Regions from separate parts of the Mus musculus genome. Here region 1 is linked to region 2. A link is a loop called in an ENCODE intact Hi-C map of the cell type or tissue named here. Cell type or tissue: gastrocnemius. All regions are shown on one strand. Each heading gives the region's core, and the rest is flanking DNA. Links, peaks and the distances in the headings are about the cores only.

The links. Hi-C counts contacts between places; a loop is a spot of excess contacts. Peaks named below come from ENCODE experiments on the same cell type or tissue, not always from the same donor. Only the 100,000 strongest peaks of a DNase experiment are listed, where the experiment ranks them.
Region 1: it touches region 2 in a loop (6-fold over the local background); 10 of 42 quality-filtered maps call a loop at or near these places.

What each region holds. Positions count from the first base shown.
Region 1 is chr7:44,699,236-44,708,925 of GRCm38, reverse strand. It overlaps Izumo2 (IZUMO family member 2), which reads right to left and starts at 196. Exons shown (of 7, transcript NM_001368390.1): 1 at 1-196. The coding sequence starts at 183. In gastrocnemius, for the core only: CTCF peaks have their summits at 4,371 (motif pointing right) and 6,825; DNase peaks (open chromatin) are centred at 4,372 and 6,849.
Region 2 is chr7:44,641,703-44,651,392 of GRCm38, reverse strand. It overlaps Myh14 (myosin, heavy polypeptide 14), which reads left to right. Exons shown (of 42, transcript NM_001271540.1): 11 at 7,834-7,929. It also overlaps the pseudogene Gm18256. Among named protein-coding and RNA genes, the nearest start is that of 2310016G11Rik, 22 kb to the left of the region's middle. In gastrocnemius, for the core only: a CTCF peak has its summit at 3,873 (motif pointing right); DNase peaks (open chromatin) are centred at 3,883 and 5,216.

The DNA.
Region 1 (9,690 bases), core at 2,026-7,025, 58 kb before region 2:
CTCCATGCTCAACAGCAGGGCCTGCGCGCGCGCCTGCAGCCCTTCCAGATGGAAGCGCTTGGTGACGATGGCATCACGCAACTGCCTGAGCTCCAGTAGCACTGACTGGTCGCACTGCAGGCAGCCCCATGCCCCGGGGCCGCCCAGGCCACACAAAAGCACCAGGGCCAAGGCCAAAGGCATGGTGGGGACTTTGTGACCTCACAGGGGCGACCTCAGAACACTCCGAGTGTAGCTCTGGAATCCAGGTAGTTAACATATTTATTGAACACCTGTTGGGTGCTGTTCTAACCCCCATCCCCCACCCCCACCCCCTCCACCCCCACCCTGCCCTCCTCCAACCCCTAAAGCCTGGCTGAGAAAGACTGAAGTGTCCTGCCTTACTGTAGGCTAAATTTACTAATTCAACAGACTTTCTTGCTTTCCTTCTTCCTCACGTTTCTTTCTTTTTTCCTCTTTCTCTCTTACAACATCTTACTAATTTTCGAAGCCAGGTACGTCTTTAATCCCAGCACTCTGGAGGCAGAGACAGGCAGATCTCTGTTAGTTCTAGGCCAGCCTGGTCTATATTGAAAGGAAATAAAACTTGAGACCTGTGATTCATGTAATGTATGTCAAATAGCCCAAAGAGTTGTTTGTGAGCTTTGAAACCTGGGGCTGAGAACATAGCAGAACAGACCAGGACATGCCGGGACAGGCCCGTCCCCTCCCTATCTCCCACCCCTCTGACCTAAGTTAAATGTTAACAGGCTGCTGATGTTTAAATGGACCAATCATGTGAAACCGTGCCAATTCCTCCCCCAGCCCCACTCCTTTTCTATAAAAACCCCTAGCTTCCAAGCCTCGTGGTCGAATCCACTGTCTCCTGTGTGAGATACGTTTCGACCCGACGCTCCGCCATTAAAATACCTCGTGTTGTTACATCAAGGTGTTGTGTTCTGTTGGTGATTCTTGGGTGCACACAGAATCGGGAGTTGAGTGGGGGTTTCCCCACTAGGTTCTTTCAATATTAGTGAATGCTAGGACAGCCAGAGCTACATAATAAGACCTTGTCTTGGAATAGGTTTTTTTTTTTTTTTTTTTTTTGAGACAGGGTTTCTCTGTATAGCCCTGGCTGTCCTGGAACTCACTCTGTAGACCAGACTGGCCTCGAACTCAGAAATCTGCCTGTCTCCCGAGTGCTGGGATTAAAGGCGTGCGCCACCATGACTGGAAGAATAGTTTTTTAAAAAAATAATTTTTGAGAATTTCACAGACACATACAATGCATTTTGATCCTATTCATCGCCCCAAATACTCCCAGGTCCACACCCGGTTTCTCTTTCTCTTCTTCCTTTCTCCAGCCCTCCCTCTCCCTATTTCTCTTCTAAGAGTGTGTCACACAGCCCAGGCTGGCCTTGAACTTTATATTTATCGAAGGATGACATTGAACTCCCAATCCTCCGGTCTCAACCTCCTGATAGTGGTGATTATCTAATTGTAAGTCCAATTTTAAAAGTTCAAGGAGCCAGTGCGATGGCTCAGCAGGTCTTCAATGTTAGGCTAAGCAGAGAAAGGTCTGGGACAAGCTGTGCCACTAAGAGATCACACCACACAGTAGATCTAAGGCAAGAATGCTATTATGGGTGAGTGGGGGAGGGAAGGGATCTCTAGAAGTTGGACAGAGAGATTCAGACAGACTGACAGAGAGACAGAGAGACAGAGAGAGACAGAGACTGAGAGACAGAGAGACTGGGAAACAGAGAAGAGACACAGAGAGAGACATGATGCTGAGAGAGACCTTTCAAAGGGTGTGCACATCCCACTGAAACGTAAGCAGTAAGCAGCTTGTAGCAACAGAGGAGATGGGCTGCCCCTGGCAGAGGGGCAGGTGATGACTTAAGCTGCTGGAGCTGAGTGGCTAAAAGTCAGGCTGAGGGAGCCACCTGATTTACAACACTTAAGCATGAGGACCTGAGTTCGATTCCCAGGACCCACACTGTGGAAGGGCAGAATTGACTCTCCAATGTGATTCTCTGAACACACATTCACCATGGCACGTGCTCCTCCCCCAATAAACATGTAATTTAAAAAGTGCTTAGCACTGAGTGTGGTTAATAGCACCAGCTGGGAGCCTGACTCCTTTGCCTGCTTTTAGGACCTTAGGAGAGTGTCTAGTCTTATCAAAACGTGATATGCTAAGATTAGTTGATGTCCCTGGGAGGCTTGCCCTTTTCTGAAGGAAAACAGAGGAGGAGTGGATCTGTGGGAGAAGGGGTGGTGGTGTGGAGGACTGACAGAAGGGAGGGGAAACTGTAGTCTGGATGTAATATATGAGAGGATTAAAAAAAAGCAATAGATGTTCTTGCATAGGAATCTGAATTTGGTTCCCAGCACCACATGGCAGCTCTAGTTGCAGGGGTCTGATGCCCTCTTCTGGTTTTTCTGGGCACTACATCCATGTGCATCTACTCATAATTTTTTTAAAAAATATTTTTTTTGGTCTTTTTGAGACAAGGTTTCTCTGTATAGCCTTGGCTGTTCTGGAACTAGGTCTGTAGACCAGGCTGGCCTTGAACTCAGAGACCTGCTTGCCTCTGCCTCCCAAGTACTAGGATTTAAGGCATGTGTCACCACTGCCCAGTCTTAAAAATAATTTTTTTAAAAAAGTAGATTTAAATTCTGTGTTATAAAACTTGGTTTAGGACACTTGGAATATGTGAATCTACTTCAAGTGAGAATGTTACAAGTTTTCATGACAGTGCAGTGACATCCTGACATCCTGTCCTGAGAACACAGAGAACTGTTGACTCAAAGGCAACAAAGTAGCTATGACAATCCCTCTGCTGGCTACTGTGTGCACCTAATGATTGCAATAGCAATGTTTCGAACAGGACATATTTAAGTAATTCTGAGAACTAATGTTACATGTTTGAGTTTTAAAAACTACTCATTTTTGTTTTGTTTTGCTTTTTTTTTTTTTTTTTCGAGACAGGGTTTCTCTGTGTAGCCTTGGCTGTCCTGGAACTCACTCTGTAGACCAGGCTGGCCTCGAACTCAGAGACCCGCCTGCCTCTGCCTCCCAAATGCTGGGATTAAAGGTGTGTGCCACCACGCCCGGAAAACTACTCATTTTTATTTATACCTTCTTTCCTTCCTTCCTTCCTTCCTTCCTTCCTTCCTTCCTTCCTTCCTCCCTCCCTCCCTCCCTCTTTCTCTCTCTTTCGTTCTCTCTCTCTCCCTCTTTCTTTCTTTCTTTCTTTCTTTCTTTCTTTCTTTCTTTCTTGACATTGTTTCTCTGTGTACTTTTGGCTGTCCTGAAACTCACTCTGTAGACCAAGATGGCCTCAAACTTAGAACTCATAGAAGAGAGCCCGCTTCTGCCTCCTAATTGCTCAGATCAAAGGCATGCTCTGCACTGCTAAAAGTAAGTACTTTTGTTACTTTATGTGCACCACCTGCATGCAGTATCCAAAGAGGTCAATAGAGGGCACAATACCTCCTGGAGCTGGAGTCCTATTTTTTTATTTTATTTGTTTAAAGACATTTGTGTTATGAGAATCTTTTTGTACACTGTGTGAAGATATTTCTCTGTCTGTCCTTGCCCGTCTAAGGCATTCTCTGATTGGTTTAATAAAAAGCTGTACAGCCTATAGCAAAGCAGGAAAGGAAAGGATAGGCAGGACTTCCTGGCAGAGATAGGAACTCTGGGAAAGAGTTTGAGGGAAGAGGTTCGTGAGTGAGACATGGAGGAGAGATTTGCCAGCCAGATGTGGAGAATGAAGCAGGTGCCGGACCAACTGAAGGAGAAGTATCTAACAGGCCACAGAGTGGGTTTACTTCGATGGCTAGGTTCACTCAGTGACCTAGTTGAGAGTCTGCCAAGCGAAGGCCTAAAGCTTTCATAAAAATATAAAAGGTCTCTGTGTCATTATTTGGGAGATGGTGGGCTAATAAAGTCATGTTATAAATTTGTTTTAAGAATTTTTTTTTAAGTTTGAAGCCAGCTTGGTTTTCTGAGTGAGTTCTAGGACAGCAAGAAAACTACACAGAGAAACAGTACCTGAAGAGAGAGAGAGAGAGAGAGAGAGAGAGAGAGAAAGAGAGAATAAATACTTTTCACAAGTGTTATTTTTTTATTTATTATTTATCTATCTTATCTTTTTCGAGACTGGGTCTCAATATGTGGCCTTTGGTGTCCTGGAACTCACTGTGTAGACCAGGATGTCCTCAAACTCACAGAGATCCACCTGCTTTTGCCCCCTGAGTGCTATGATTTAAGCTGTGCACTACCATACCCAACTGTAAAACTTTTATGTATTTTTATGTGTATGAGTGTATAGTTGCATGTATGCTTATATACCATATGCACGCAATGCCCACAGATGCCAATAGAGGGCGCCAGATACCCAGACCTGGAATTACAGTTGATTTTTGAATTGCCATGTGGATACTGGAAATTAAACCTGGATCTTCTACCAGAGTAGTCCATGTAGGGAAGCCATGTCCCTAGGAAATGCTTTATCTTTCTTTAAAAATGACATTTGTCTATTTTTTGTGTTAGCAGGTATGCCCGTGGAGGTCAAAGGGAAAATCTGGGAAGCCCGTCCCCTCCTTCCATCTGGGTCCCGGGGATCAAGTTCAGCTCCTGAGTCTTGGTGGCCAGAGTCTTGGTGGTCCACTGAACCATCTTGTCCAAACCCCTTTCACTTGAAATAGGGTTTCACCCTGCAACCCTGACTTGCCTGGAACTCACTACACAGCTCAAGCTGGCATGAAACAACTCTCTTGCCTCTGTGTCCCAAGGGCTGAGTTGACAGACATTTTCTGCACCAGGCTTGTTTTCTTTCTTTCTTTTTTTTTTTTTTTTTTTTAAACAGGAAACTGGTTCTTTTTTTTTTTTTTTTTAAGATTTATTATTATATGTAAGTATACTGTAGCTGTCTTCAGACACACCAGAAGAGGGAGTCAGATCTCGTTAGGGATGGTTGTGAGCCACCATGTGGTTGCTGGGATTTGAACTCAGGACCTTCGGAAGAGCAGTCGGGTGCTCTTACCCACTGAGCCATCTCACCAGCCCCAGGCTTGTTTTCTTTTTCTAATGTTAGGGACAGTTTCCTGAGTCCAGACATCTTGGAAACAAGTTCCATCCATCTTGCTGGCAGACTCAAAACTGAGTTTATGTCCCCAGTGCCTGGAGCCCAACTCCTGTCCTTCTTTGGGTGTTTCATACTTGTCTGCTAACCACTACGGGATGCAAAGAGGGAAGATGCTCTTATTCTGTTATCTAAACTAAGTCACACAAGTCAAATGTGCTGCCCGTCTTGATGTAACCGACTACGTGCGGCATGCCCACTCCTTTGTTCCCATATCATTCTAACCTTCCAGGTCAGAGTCCAGGAGGGGACCTGGTCACAAAAGCTGAATCAAGGACCCTGAAACCAGGTGACCTGGATAAAGCCCAACCCCCTTTTGTGAAAATATGATTGGTCAATGCAACAGACCACCCTGCTCCCCCTCCCTTTTTGTTCCCATCCTATAAAAATGTTACACGTCTGTCTCCCCTGGGGATGCAGTACAGATCCCAAACGGGTTGCCTCCCTGAGCACTCAGAAAATAAAACTTTACTTTTTAAGTTTCCATCTCTGAAGTGAGTTCTTGTAGGGGGTGGTTCTGATGCCGAGGTCCTGTTCACCAATTGGTTCTTGATATGTCTGTAAAGAAGCTATGGGTCAATTGCTGGACGAGAGGGATAGGCGGGGCTTCCGGGCCCCTGGAGGCAAGGGAGGAGAGACAGAATTCTTCGCCATGCTTCTGATGAAGAAAAGTTGACCAACTATGTGAGATCTCGAAACAGAGTAGCCACACAGGCCGCTCCTACAGACAAGTGGTCAGGGATGTTTAGCAGGGACTAGGTTCAACAGACCAACTAAAGTTAGGTCAGTTGGGAGGTGCAGAGATAAGAATATTGATAAGGGCAAGCTTTTCCAGGCAGGAAAAACCTACTATCATAGCCCAGCCATTGTGTCAAAAGGCGAGTTGAAATTGAACAACTGTGTGTCTGTGTCATTTATCCGTGGATTCAAGGGAAACTGTGTGGGGGTTGGTAGTGCGGCCTGTTCCCAGAGCAATGGTGGGGTAATAAAGCTACAACGCAACATGTTTTCTTGGCTTCCACCCCAAACCTAACACTAAGGTGGCTAGCAAACAGTCTGAAGTTACAGGTGTAGCTGCTATAATATTGTAAACTGTAAAATTATATATTCTAGCCAGCCTGTGTAAAAGACACACAAACCTGTATTTTATTTACAAGCCCAGATTGGGCATCTTCAATTCTATTCTCTTCTGTATTCAAACCATGTGCCCCTTGTTACTTGGTGTTTTCAGTCTCACCCTGACTGCTTTGCTCCCTCAGTCTGTCAGGTCTCTTGGTCCATCCCCTCTAATAGAGACCTCGTTCTCTGCATCTCCCAATGGTCTCTCCTGAGACCCCCCACTCACTCCATCCTCAAGTCCCACTTTTCTTTCTCCACTGCCCAATCATAGTTCCGTCCCTAGCCTTTTATTAACCAATTAACTTTTAGTTGGGGGAGCAAGTTTTACATAACAAAGGCTGGCATATGTGAGAATTCTTTTGTCTGGATGGCAACCAGATCTTGGGGTTCAGAGTTTAGCATTTGTATACATAGCAGCCAATCACACCGCCTCCCCCCCCCCCCCCCCCACACACACACAGACATGGCTGGCTTAGCCTGAGCAGCTGAATTGAATTACATGTGATTGGGATAGCTTAGGAATGATGGAGGACACCCAGGGTGTCATTGTGCCATGTCACCAGTAGAGTGCGATCACACTAGTTAAATTCTCTCCCTGACCTGTGCTAGCGAGCTGTGGCTCCCTGCAGCCTGCACTTATCAGGTCCAGGATTATCCAGCAGACTAGCAAGATTGAGACCACTGTCTGAGATAGACGCCAGCCTGTTGGCTTGCGCATGCTTCTCCTCTTCCATCGTCAAAGTCCCTCTTTAGGACAGTGAGCTGCACAACGGCCACAAAGCCGGGCTTGCTCAGCTTCTAAACCCAGAGCTCTCAGATCCGGGTATGAGGCCCAGAATTGCTTTGGTTTCTCTGATGTTAGCCACATCAGTAAAGAGTGACTTAGTAAAACATAGATGAATTAAATATCATTTGCTATCACACCCTAGGATTTTACATTTCAATAAAGAAGGCTGAAGGATTTCCCACACTGAGCTAAACCCCAGCATCAAGGAGGCTGGGGCAGAAAGATGGCCATTTCTGTACCTAGAATCTACTAGTGAGGGGTTGGGGGCATGGCTCAGTGGTAGAGCCCCTGCCTAGAATCCCCCAGTGAGGGACTGGAACGTGGTTCAGTGGTAGAGTGTTTCTTTTTTAAGCTGGTGTGAGGCTCTAAGTCCCAGTTCTTCAAAGTAAATAAAAAACAAAGCCAGACCTCCCTGGTCCTAAAGCTGTTCAGAGGGCCATCGCTAGATCATATGCAATGTACCACCCCTTACCAGTGTGCATCACTCATATGCACACTGCACACTAACTATATGCAGTGTACCGCACTTCCCTGGCCCAGTGGGAGGATTTGTTTGTTTGTTTGTTTGTTTGTTTGTTTTGTGGATAAAGTTACCTTCCAGGATTCTTTCTGTCCCCTGTAATTTTTTAAAACAAACTTTATTTATGGTTTTGTGTGTGACTGTCTGTTTAAACCAAACAGCTGCCACTTGGAGAGTTCAGCCGTAGCCCCTTGCAAAAGGATGGGGACACCGGGCTTGCTGACTCATTGTGGCAGGGTGGGGAAGGTTTGGAGCCCCTGGGCCTGAGTGCCCAGCAGCCTCTTACCAGTCCTGTGCAGTGCTGCCTTCGCTGTGTGTGACCCCGGGGAGCAGCAAGAGGGTATACACAGGTGAGGGTTTGGGGAAGCTCCATTTATGGAGCTGTGGGACAGCTCTCATCCTCACTGGGTAAGTCAGGTGCAGCCTGTTTGAAGAGGTGCACCCCATCCCTAGAGGTAACTCCTTACCTACGCTTTGTAAGGAAAACCAAGGTTGAGCAGAGTGACCTCAGAGAAGCCGTGCTTCAGTTTATCATTGCAAGCTTAGGAAGGAAGGAAGACCCTGCTGACATTATACTTCTGGGAAGGAATTTTAGCCACATACGTGTGTGTATGTGTGCCTGACAGCTGTCTGCAGGTGCCCATGGAGACCAGAAGAAGATGTGGGATCCCTTGATATTGTAGTTACAGATGGTTTATGGACTGCCCAACATGGGTGCTGGAAATTGCAACCAGGATTTTTGTAGTGTGTGCTTCTAACCACGAAGCCATCTCTGCAGTTGCCCTCTCCTCCCAATCAGTGCGTTCAACTTTACAGAAGAAACATGCATTTACTTATTCACGTTTGTGTTTGTGAATGTATGGGCTCCTGTGTGTATCTGTGTGGGGTCCTTATACCTATGTGTGTGTGCAAAGGCATGAAGAACCTGATACCCTCTGAGACTCTGTCTGTTCCTTGAGGCAGGAGCCCTCCCTGAACCTGAACCTCATGCTTTCCCAGCTGGGCTGAAAGGAACAAGGTCCAGGGACCCTCGTGTCTCCTCTGGCTACAGTCCAGGGACCCTCGTGTCCCCTCTGGCTACAGTCCAGGGACCCTCGTGTCCCCTCTGGCTACAGTCCAGGGACCCTCGTGTCCCCTCTGGCTACAGTCCAGGGACCCTCGTGTCCCCTCTGGCTACAGTCCAGGGACCCTCGTGTCCCCTCTGGCTACAGCACTAGGACTCAGGCTACTTGGCCAGTTACACAGCGATGCAGGCTGAGCTCTGGCCCTCATGTGTCTCTCGCAGCATCTCCCAAATGCTAAGCTCTCTCTCCAGCAAGCCACAACATCTAAAAACCTTTTTTACACTGGGCATCGGCGGCGCACACCTTTAGTCCCAGCACTTGGGAGGCAGAGGCAGGCGGATCTCTGAGTTCCAGATCAGCCTGGTCTTCAGAGTGAGTTCCAGAACATCCAAGGCTACACAGAGAAACCCTGTCTCTGTGTGAGGCTCTAAACAAACAAATAAACAAATTAAACCAAAAACTAAAACCCAACAAACACAGCAACAACCTACAAAATCTTTGTTTGTTTGTTTTTCGAGACAGGGTTTCTCTGTGTAGCCCTGGCTGTCCTGGAGCTCACAATGTAGACCAGGCTGGTCTCAAACTCAGAAATTCGCCTGCCTCTGCCTCCCAAGTGCTGGGATTAAAGGCATGCCCCTCCATGCCCTGCTAACCCCTCCCCCCTTTTAACATTTAAAAAAAAGTGTGTGTGTGTGTCTAGATGGGGGGGGGGGGTCATGTGTGGTGCCATACAGCAAATGTTCAGGTCAGAAGACAACTTACAGGAGCTAGTTTGTTCCTTGAGGGCTCCAAGACTTGAACTCATGTCACCAAACCTGGTGACACACTCCTTTACCCAATGAGCCATCTTCCCAATTCCCAGATCATTTTTAATGATGTTCCTAGCTGCCATGTGCTGACAGTGTTCCCACCACCTTGGAGATTTCTTGGTTGTGGGGGTCTTTGTGACAACTACACCCAGTAAAGTAACAGTCCACGGAGGTAAGAAAGCACAACTCAGTAGCTGCTATTGGGTCAAATTTCGGGGCTCTCACCTTAAGTCGTTCCTTATAAGCATATTTAAAT
Region 2 (9,690 bases), core at 2,784-7,783:
GCCAAGTAAACCCTTTCTCCCGCTAAGGTGCTTTTGGTTAGAAGGTCTCACCACAGCAGCAGAAAGCAAAGTAGATCAGAAACTGAGACAGGGCCACTTGCTGCCCATAAACTCCCTATGTCACCAAGGATCACTTGAATTCCTAATTCTCCTGCCTCCGTTCCTACCTCCTGAGTGCTGGCGTGACAGGTGTGCACCATGCCTGGTTTATGTGGTGTTGGGGATGGAACCTAGAACCTCACGCATTGCTAGTCAGGTTCTCCACCAACTGAACTACATTTACAATCCTTTCGATTATGATGATGGTGATGGTGATGATTTTGTTTGTTTTAGAAAGAGTCTCATACTGGAGCCCAGACTGGCCAGGATCTGGCTGTGTAGCTAAGGAAAGCCCCAAGCTTATAGCAGTTTTCCTTTCTCAGCCTCCAGAGTATGACGATGGCAAGCACTGGCCCCTTTACCCAGCTGGACCACAGCATCTTTTGAGAGGTTTTGGTATCTTCCTTTTTGGGTGCACTGGGCTCTCAGACAGAGACCTCTAGGTGTATGTGCATCAGCTGGGCTCCACCTCACAATTTGATTCTCCTCGGGAGCTCATGTTGCCTTCAGGGCTCAATCTAGAGTGCTGAGCACCTCAATGTACCTCAGTGTACCCACTCATGGCCACACCTACAGCCATGGCTAGATTTCTTAACTATGGTTTTGTAATTCCCCGGACTGCTAGTCTTTCCCACCAGGCAACTAGCAATACAGAACCTGGCCATGATCATCAGCCCAGCCTCTTGATACCAGATGGCCCATGGTACCCTCCTATTGGGAGCCTGTGTGTACCGGGTTCAGTACTCAATTTTCAGAGTTTGAATGTGCTTTCAGCCTGATTTTTGGGCCACCACAACTTCAGCTACACTAACACCTTCCAGAGAGGACCATGTGTGGTCATCTTCATCCCAAGACTCCAGAGCCTGGCTCTAGACTTTCAGTGTCCACCCATACACATTTAACTTAACTCATTAATTTATTTTGGTGCTGAGATGTGACTGATGGGCAGGTGCACTATCACTGAGCAGCGAACTCAGCCCTTCACTGGGAGATTCCAAGCATACCCTAAAACAGCCATACCCTAACACACCTTGGTTGGTTTTGGCTGCAGAGGACCTACCTCGCCACCATCCACAAGGTGGCGCCAGTTCTCCACTTCTTAGCTCTGGGCTTGCGTGCCCTCCATCTAAGAAGTTTTGTATATTTTTGTTGGAGTGGCAGGCAGATGGGATCATGTGACAGCCTCCTTGTGCTCCACTTGTATGGTCTAGAGCCCAACATCTTTGCATAGACTCTGTTTCATATCAAAGATGAGACAAAAGGTCAGGAAGTCTTGCCTGGGTCCCATCTCCCCTCAGGAGATGGCAGAGAGGTGGTGGACCCCATAACCCTCAGCCAGAAATGCAGATGGACGTGCCCGAAGGCAGCCTGGGGCAGACAGCATTTGGGACCCAACAAGAGAGGACCTCTGTGTGTCTGTCACCTCACTTTGTATCTTTCTCTGCTAACCCTTGGTACTGTGAATGCCAGGCTGGGAAGCTGAACAGTTAGCAGGCACAGGGAACCTGAGAGTCTCTCCTATGAGTAAGAATCTTGAACTCATGAGCCAGGCGTGGTGGCGTGCACCTTTAATACCAGCACTCAGGAGGCAGAGGCAGGCGGATTTCTGAGTTCGAGGCCAGCCTGGTCTACAAAGTGAGTTCCAGGACAGCCCCAGCTATACAGAGAAACCCTGTCTCGAAAAAACAAAAACAAAAAAACCAACCAAACAAACAAACAAAACAAACAAACAAACAAAAAAAAAAGAATCTTGAACTCATGACAGTCCTCTTGCCTCAGCCTTCCAATTTTTGGAACTACAGATATGAACCACTGTACTCAGCTGCATTTCATTTTGGAGGCGGCCCCTGGAGTTGATCACAGGGTCAACTCAGGGTCAGAGTGACCACACACTGACTATAAATTATTCTGTTGTATTTATTTTTACCCACAATGGATGGGGCAACCACAAAGACCCACAGCTGCGCTTCCGCCACAGAGGTGAACTCAGGCCCCGTTTTCTGCAGACCTGGCTGTCACCCCCAGGTTAGCTGAGCTTGGTGCCCAACCCTGCTCCGCCTGATCCCAATGGCACCCCATTTTTGCCAGTTGTACAGACGGATCTCCCAGCCTTGGTCCTGGGAGGCCCCCAGAGTGTCAGCTGCCTAACACAGGCCTTTCCAGCACTCATTGAGCAGCAGTGATCTCTGTCTCGCGCTCTTAGCACTCCAGGCCTCAGCTCCGGGACCCAGGATCTTGTCTGAAGTGGCTCCTGTCAGCTGCAGAGCTCTCAGCGTTCCTGAAACTCCTGTCTCTGCCCTACCCCTCACTCTAAGAGTGTCAAATGAGAGACCAGTGAGTCCAGCCCCTTCCCACTGCCCCCGCTGGGGAAGCTAAGGACCAGACTGAGACTCAGCAATTTTTTTTTTTTTTTTACGTCTTTGATTTATTTATCGTATTTGTATGGATGGTTTGCCTGCATGTGTGTGCCCAAGGATGCCAGTTCGCCTGGAATTGTGAGTCACCATGTGGGTAGTGAAATTTGAACCCTGGTCCCCTATAAGGGTGGCAGCCAGTCCTCTTAGCCACTGAGCCATCTCTCCAGCCTCCATTCAGCAAATTCTATCTCTGAATACCGGGCTTATGTTTAAATATCTGGGGTTTTTGTTGTTGTTGTTGTTGTTGTTTTCTTCTTTTCCACATTTATTTCTTTAGCACTAACATATGCATGCATATGTACTTGGAGGTGGGGACAGCTTTGGGAAGTTGTTTCTCTCCTTCTACACTGCAGGTGCTGGAAAATGAGCTCACGCACTCAGGCTTGGTGGCAAGCCCCTTCTCCAGCCGAACCATGTCACCTACCTTGGATTGCTTTTTGTTGTTGAGACAGAGTCTGTTGTCCAGGCTGGTCTTGAACAACAATCCTCCTGCTTCCATCTCCTGATTGCTGGGATGATAAGCGTGCACCGTCACAGTGACTGAGTGTGTACTTGTGCGAGGGTGCTTGTGCGTGTGCACACAAGTGTGATCCCAGTTCCTCTTGCTGTGCTGTGTGCAGGTCTTTACATGTTCCCGTTTACTGTGTGGCTGACAGGAAAGCTCGCATAACTTCAGCTGGAACCCTACCTCTGCCAGCTTATGGAATGAGTGATCCTGAGTTTGTGAGTTACCTGCCTCAGTTTCTCCATCTGTCACCTTGGGATCATAGGTAGCTGGGTCCACCTCCTGGAGCTGTAGCTGAAGGTCAGGTGCTTGGATTGGATGTGGTACAGGGAAAAGAAAAATACTCTGTGTCTGTTGACTGCGTAAACATCGGAGACGGAGCGGCCGGGGTGGGAACAGTGCACGCGGTGTTGCTCCTTAACGGTGCCATGGAGACAACAGACACAAACACAGCTGCCACAGCCTGTCGTTGACCCCTGCGCTCAGAGGACAGAATGTCTCAAGTTTTGGTAGAACTCTGAGTTAAACCAGCTGCAGGGGCTGAGAGATGGCTCAGCCCTTAGGATCACTGGCTGCCCTTTCAGAAGGCTCAGGTTTGATACCCAGCATCCACATGGTGGCTCACAACCATCTGTAACTCCAGTCCCAGGGGCTCTGCCTCTGTGGGAATTGTGTGCACATGATGCACAGATAATCTATACAACATAAATTAAAAATAAAGGAAAAAATAGCAACAGTTTCCCAGGTCACACAGTGTTTACCCCCCTCCACATAGAAAACACTCCCGTGATAAGTAGTGACACGGATGGTGATAGTCCCTAGACACAGGCTGAGCTGCTCCTCCACAGTGCCCCGGGTGTCCTCAAGGGGGCAGCACAACCTCTGTTCTTTAAGCCCCTGGCATTCTTTTTTTTTTGGTCTGTCTCACACAATAGGTAATAAGAAATCAAATTTAACAGTCTACACAGTGATCCAAAGTTCATAGTTGTAAGTAATCAACCTTAATTGCATGATTTACAACAGTTGAGGGTTTTTGCTTTCTATTTTCAAGTTTTACAAAAAGTGTTCGTGTGTGGGCACAGTAAAAGCGAGCGAAGAGACCGCAGACATTTGCATGTTAAAATCACCCAGGAGTCATTTCTTACCCTCTTTTTTGATTTTTTACCCCTTTGTTAGATGTAAAAATAACAAAAAAATTCTCTCAGGAAACAGAAACCACAATATTATAATACATCAACTTGGCAGCTGCCCCTGTATGTTATGAAAAAGTCATTTTTTTTCTCTACATGTACAAATTATCTTAATACTTGAAGTTTTACCCTTAGACTTATGGAATAGAAAATTTTCTGGAGCACAAAAGTTGACTTGAGGGGTGGAAAAAGGAGGCTTTTTATTTTTATTTTTTTAATGTTTTTAAAAGAATGAACATTTTTGCACCCAGAGAAAAAAATTGGTATATATATATATATATATATATATATATATATGTATGTATATATATGTGTATGTGTGTATGCATGTATATATGTGTGTGTGTGTGTGTGTGTGTATAATTTTATGTAACATTAACCCCTTTTGTCCTCTGGTTTTAGAAATGTTCTTTTTTTTAAAAAAATTCTTTCATAAAGTGAGGAAATAAGCAAAAACGTCAGCTATTAATATTACATATTTTCATTAATTAAAAAAAAATTAACAAACCCTATCGGAGGGGCAAGGCAGGAGCATATGGTTGGCTTCAGACCTCAGATGCCTCCCAGTGCGCACTTGAACCACACACACAAGGGGAAAAAGAGCTGGGGTAACCAGCCATAGCAAAAATATGTTCTTTTCTATCTGTCATCCCTCAGGTTCATCTGGCATGTTTGCTTTAAACCATAAATGGCTATTGCACAGTTCTTACATGTCCCAAGGAAAATAAATGGGTCTTTTAGGCTAAGAAAGATTTTTAAAAAATTGTTTTCAGTACAAAAAGTCTTGTTTAGAGAAAATAATCTTTTGCTCCCAAAATACTACAGGGTGTCGCTCGTGTGTGTTTAGTGTACTTGTGAGAGGTTTGAATTCAAGTCTGCATTATCGCTGCTCAGTCCCAGGGCCGTGGCGAGGCACTTGCCCCGCGGAGGTTTGCCGTGCCTGGATTGCTGGCGACCTGTGAACGCATTGAATTCTGGGCTGGGCTGGCAAAATGCCCTCGTTCCATGGGGTTGGCAGCCTGGGCAGCTGCCAGTCCAGGATGTGGGGAACTGGTCTGTGGAGAAACATGGTGTGAAGAAGGCTGAGGCTGCATCCTCGGAGATGGGCTAGAATGGGGGGTGGGGTAGGGCTGAGACTGTGGTCGGAGAAGGGACAGGCTCCGGAGAGCGCACTTCATTGGAGAGGATTTGTTGACTTTGCCGGTGTGGGAACTGTGCCTGATTTGGGAGTATATGCTGCTCTGGACTCAGGGTTTGGACTGAGCAGGAGACCCCATCTGTTGTTGAAGAAGTTGCTGCTGATAGGCCTGTAGACTGGCTCCTGCCTCAGCCCCTAGAGCCTGGGGAAGCTGACCCATTTGTCCCATATTTCCTTGCTGCATTCGAGGATGCCACCGCCGCCGCTGCTGGGATGGATAGCCAGTTTCTTGGGGATGCTGAAGCTTGTTGTGGTTGGCCATTCCAGGGCCAATTCCTGGCCCTGCTCCTTGCGGTTGCATCATCTGACATCTTAAGATGTCTCTGAACTGTGAAGGCATGTGATTGCGATTCATGTTCATTTGCTAAGCTTGGGGACTCATGGCTCCCATGGGTGGCTGGAGCTGCTGCTGCTGGGGCTGCTGCTGCTGGGGCAGGCCAGCTCTCTGGACACCTGTCTGCAGAGGATTCATGGTCTGCAAGGCTGGGTTGGAGTGGAAACCTCGCTGGCCAGGCATGGTAGGTGGCTGCAGCCCTGGCCGTCCCTGGGGCATGCCAAGTATGCCATCCCTAATCCACAGCCTGGACAGCCTGGCATGCACCTAACATTCCCAATGACAAACAGTGCACTGGGTGATCACAGCCAAGGCGTTTGCGAAATCTAAGTACTTTCTCCCTAGATCTATTTGTAAGCCAAACCCTACTGTGGTTAGAGGTCTCAGGTCTGTGGCTGGACACCTTACCAAAACCCTGAGATATAGGAGCTGGGGCTAGGACCTAGTTGGTGGAGTCCTGGATTCTCGTAAGTCCGGCATGGCAGTGACGTTCTGTCATCTTAGTACTAGGAAGTAAAGGCAGGCGTCCAAGCTCACCCTTAGCTGTACAGAAAGGGCCAGGTCAGCATGGGATGTATGAAACTAGTCTCAGATGTGCAAAAATCAAACCAAATCAAAACAAAACAAACAGAAACCCAACACAACCCTAGGAAATAGGAATGGGCATGAGAATAGATTTATTTAAAGGACAGAAGAGTCCTTTGTTCCCCAGCGAAACAGCTCAATCAGTTAAAGGAGTTTGCTACCAAGCCTCAAGACCAGAGTTCAGTTCCTAAAATCTGCCCGACAGAAGGAGAGAACCAACTCCTGTAAGGTGCCTGTGTAAGAGAGACGGAGCCCACCAGCCAGGAAACACACATGTGTAGATCAAACTGTGGGGTGGCTTGGCACAGCTTTCTGGGGGCTGTCCCCTCCAGTTGCCGGGGATTCTGGGTATTCAGCTCTAGCAGGGAATTTTCTAGAGAAATCTTAGCTCTCTAGGGTCTTTTTTTTTTTTTTTTCAGAGTCCCCAATTGTGGCCACTCACAGAGCAGAGTAGTGTGATCTGGCTTCAAGAACACACAAGCATGGTGCTCAGCCATGTCAGTTCAGACAAGTGTCCCAGAATCAGCCATGTCAGTTCAGACAAGTGTCCCTCTGGGTTTTACTTGGTTCCCTAGTTTGGGATTTTTTTAAAAAGATGTGTGTGTATGTGTATGTGCATGCTTGCACGTGCACATGTGTATGTGGGCATGTATGTGTGTGTTATGTGCATCTGAATGCATATCTCTGGGGTCCAGAAAAGGATGTAAGATCCCCTGGAGCTGGAGTTCCAGGTGGTTGTGAGCTACCTGACGTGGGCACTCTGAACAGCAAGTGCTCTTCACCATGGGACAGTTCCAGCTGTGAAAAGTGCACCCTCAGCACATTGCTGGAGCAAAGAGGCTCCAGTGCCCAACGTGGAAGACAACTCACTTCCCTGTGGCATCAACTTTAATACCCTTGGTCACAAGCTCTGTGTGTCAGAATCAGCAATGGGCTGAGGAGATGGCTTAGTGGGCAGAGCACGGGAACCTGGGTTCCAACCCTTAACACTCGGGTAAAGCGTTGGGCGTGGGACTGGCAGGATGGAACGTGGTTAAAGGGGCTTTCTGCCAAGTCTAGTGATCTTATTTTTTGAAACAGGTTCTCTTACTGAACCTGGAGCTTGACTGTCTGGCTAGGCTGGTTGGCCAGCCACTGATCTCCCAGGATTGTCCTGTCTGTCTCCTCAGGCCTGGGGTTACAGATGTGTACCACTGGACCCAGCTTTTTATGTGGGTGCTAAGACATCAAACTTGGGACCTCGTGCTTGTTCAGAGAGCACCTTCCTGACTGAGCCATTGCCCTAGTGCAACCTTTGGTTCATTTTGAATAGTGTGCACATTATCTCTCTTTTCAAAGCTTGAAAACAGAAAGCTGAGTGTATTGATTCTGTTGCAGTTTGAAAGGCTTAGCTGGGGTCACAGGTGAGCTTTGAGCTCTGGGGTACTGGACATGACTTTGGGTTTCCTGCAGTGTGATTAGATAGGTACCAGAGTTCCCCTGTGACCATCCTCTCTGCCCCACAGCCATGCTGCGCACTGTCTCTGCTGTCCTCCAGTTTGGCAACATTGTCCTGAAGAAAGAGCGCAATACGGACCAAGCCACCATGCCTGACAACACAGGTACCACCAAGGCCAATGTCCTCTGTCCTCACCAGAGTGTCCCCTCCTACCTCTGCCTCTCACCCAGGAGGGCTCAGACTCCTGCACTTTGCCCAGAGCACCATGGCCAGGCTTCCTCCATTTTAAACACCCTGCTGAAGACAACCCCACCATGATAGGTAGACAGCCCCACCCATGCCCGAGAATCACCTCTCCTCCTCCAGCCTTGGGTCCTTTTTTTTTCTTTTTAAAAATACTTTATTTATTTTATGTGCATCAGTGTTTTGCCTGCACGCATGTCCGTATGAGGATGTCAGATCCTTTGGAACTAGAGTTACAGACAGTTGTGAGCTGCCGTGTGGGTGCTGAGAATTGAACACGGGTCTTCTGGAAGAGTAGCCAGTGCTCTTAGCCACTGAGCCGTCTTCCTAGCCCCTACATTGGGCCCTTTTAATTCCTGATCTTCCTGCCTCTGCCCCTCAAGTGCTGAGGTTTACCATCTGTGCCACCACACCCAATTTCACATCCCCCTCCTTGATTTTGTTAAACAATGAAAATCACCAATTCTCTTTTTTTAAAAGATTTATTTATTTATTTTATGTATGTGAATATACTGTAGCTGTACGATGGTTGTGAGCCTTCATATGGTTGTTGAGAGTTGAATTTTTAAGACCTCTGTCCTGCTCACTCTGGTCAACTCTGCTTGCTCCGGCCCAAAGATTTATTTATTATTATATGTAAGTACACTGTAGCTGGCTTCAGATGCACCAGAAGAGGGCGTCAAATCTCATTATGGGTGGTTGAGAGCCACCATGTGGTTGCTGGGATTTGAACTCAGGACCTTTGGAAGAGCAGTCAGTGCTTTTACCCGCTGAGCCATCTCGCCAGCCCGAAAATCACTAATTCTTGCTGTCGCTTCTTGTTCATTATTTGGGACTGGGCCATATGTAGCTCTGGATGGCCTTGAACTTCCTAATCCTCTTGCATCCAACCCCCTTTTTTTTTATTTGTTTTTTTCGAGATAGGGTTTCTCTGTGTAGCCCTGGCTATCTTAGAGCTCTCTCTGTAGACCAGGCTGGCCTTGAACTCACAGAGATTCACCTGCCTCTGCATCCTGAGTGCTGGGATTTGGTTGTCAAGAAAGGAGAGACAACTGCCCACAGTCAGACTCCAATGCTGTCTGCGTCCTCGGGGTCTCCCCTGGGGTTTTCCTACCCTGTGCCGGTGTAGCTGGAGATCCAGACAGAAATAGAGTTCACGGGCTCCCTCTGGACATCTGAAGCTCTCTGTCCTGGTTATAAAAACCCTCCAGCTCACTCTCAAACTGCACAGCTCTGAAAATCTGGGGAACTGGGGCACTGCTCCCCGCTCACCCAGCCCTGCAGCGCCCACTTGTGGCCACCGGGGGGTGCTATTCACCAACCCGGCACTGTCCTGCACTACCTGTTTGCTTTACTTAATTGGGGGCAAACACTACACGTTTTTCTTTTTTCTTTATTTTATCTTTTTGGTGTGTATGTTGGGGATGGGGGTGTTCGAGACAGGGTTTTTCTGTGTATGTCTGGCTGTTCTAAAACTCACTCTGTTGACCAGGCTGCCCCCAAACTCAGAGACCCGCCTGCCTCTGCCTCCTGGGTGCCCGGTGCTGAGTACTGAGATTAAAGGCGCGTACCACCACTTCGTGGCTACAAACCTTTCTGAAACCTGCTTATTTCCCTTCATGCCTCAAGGAATAACTTTATGTTTTAACTAGAACCCAATGGTTGCGAGTGTTGGGGTCAG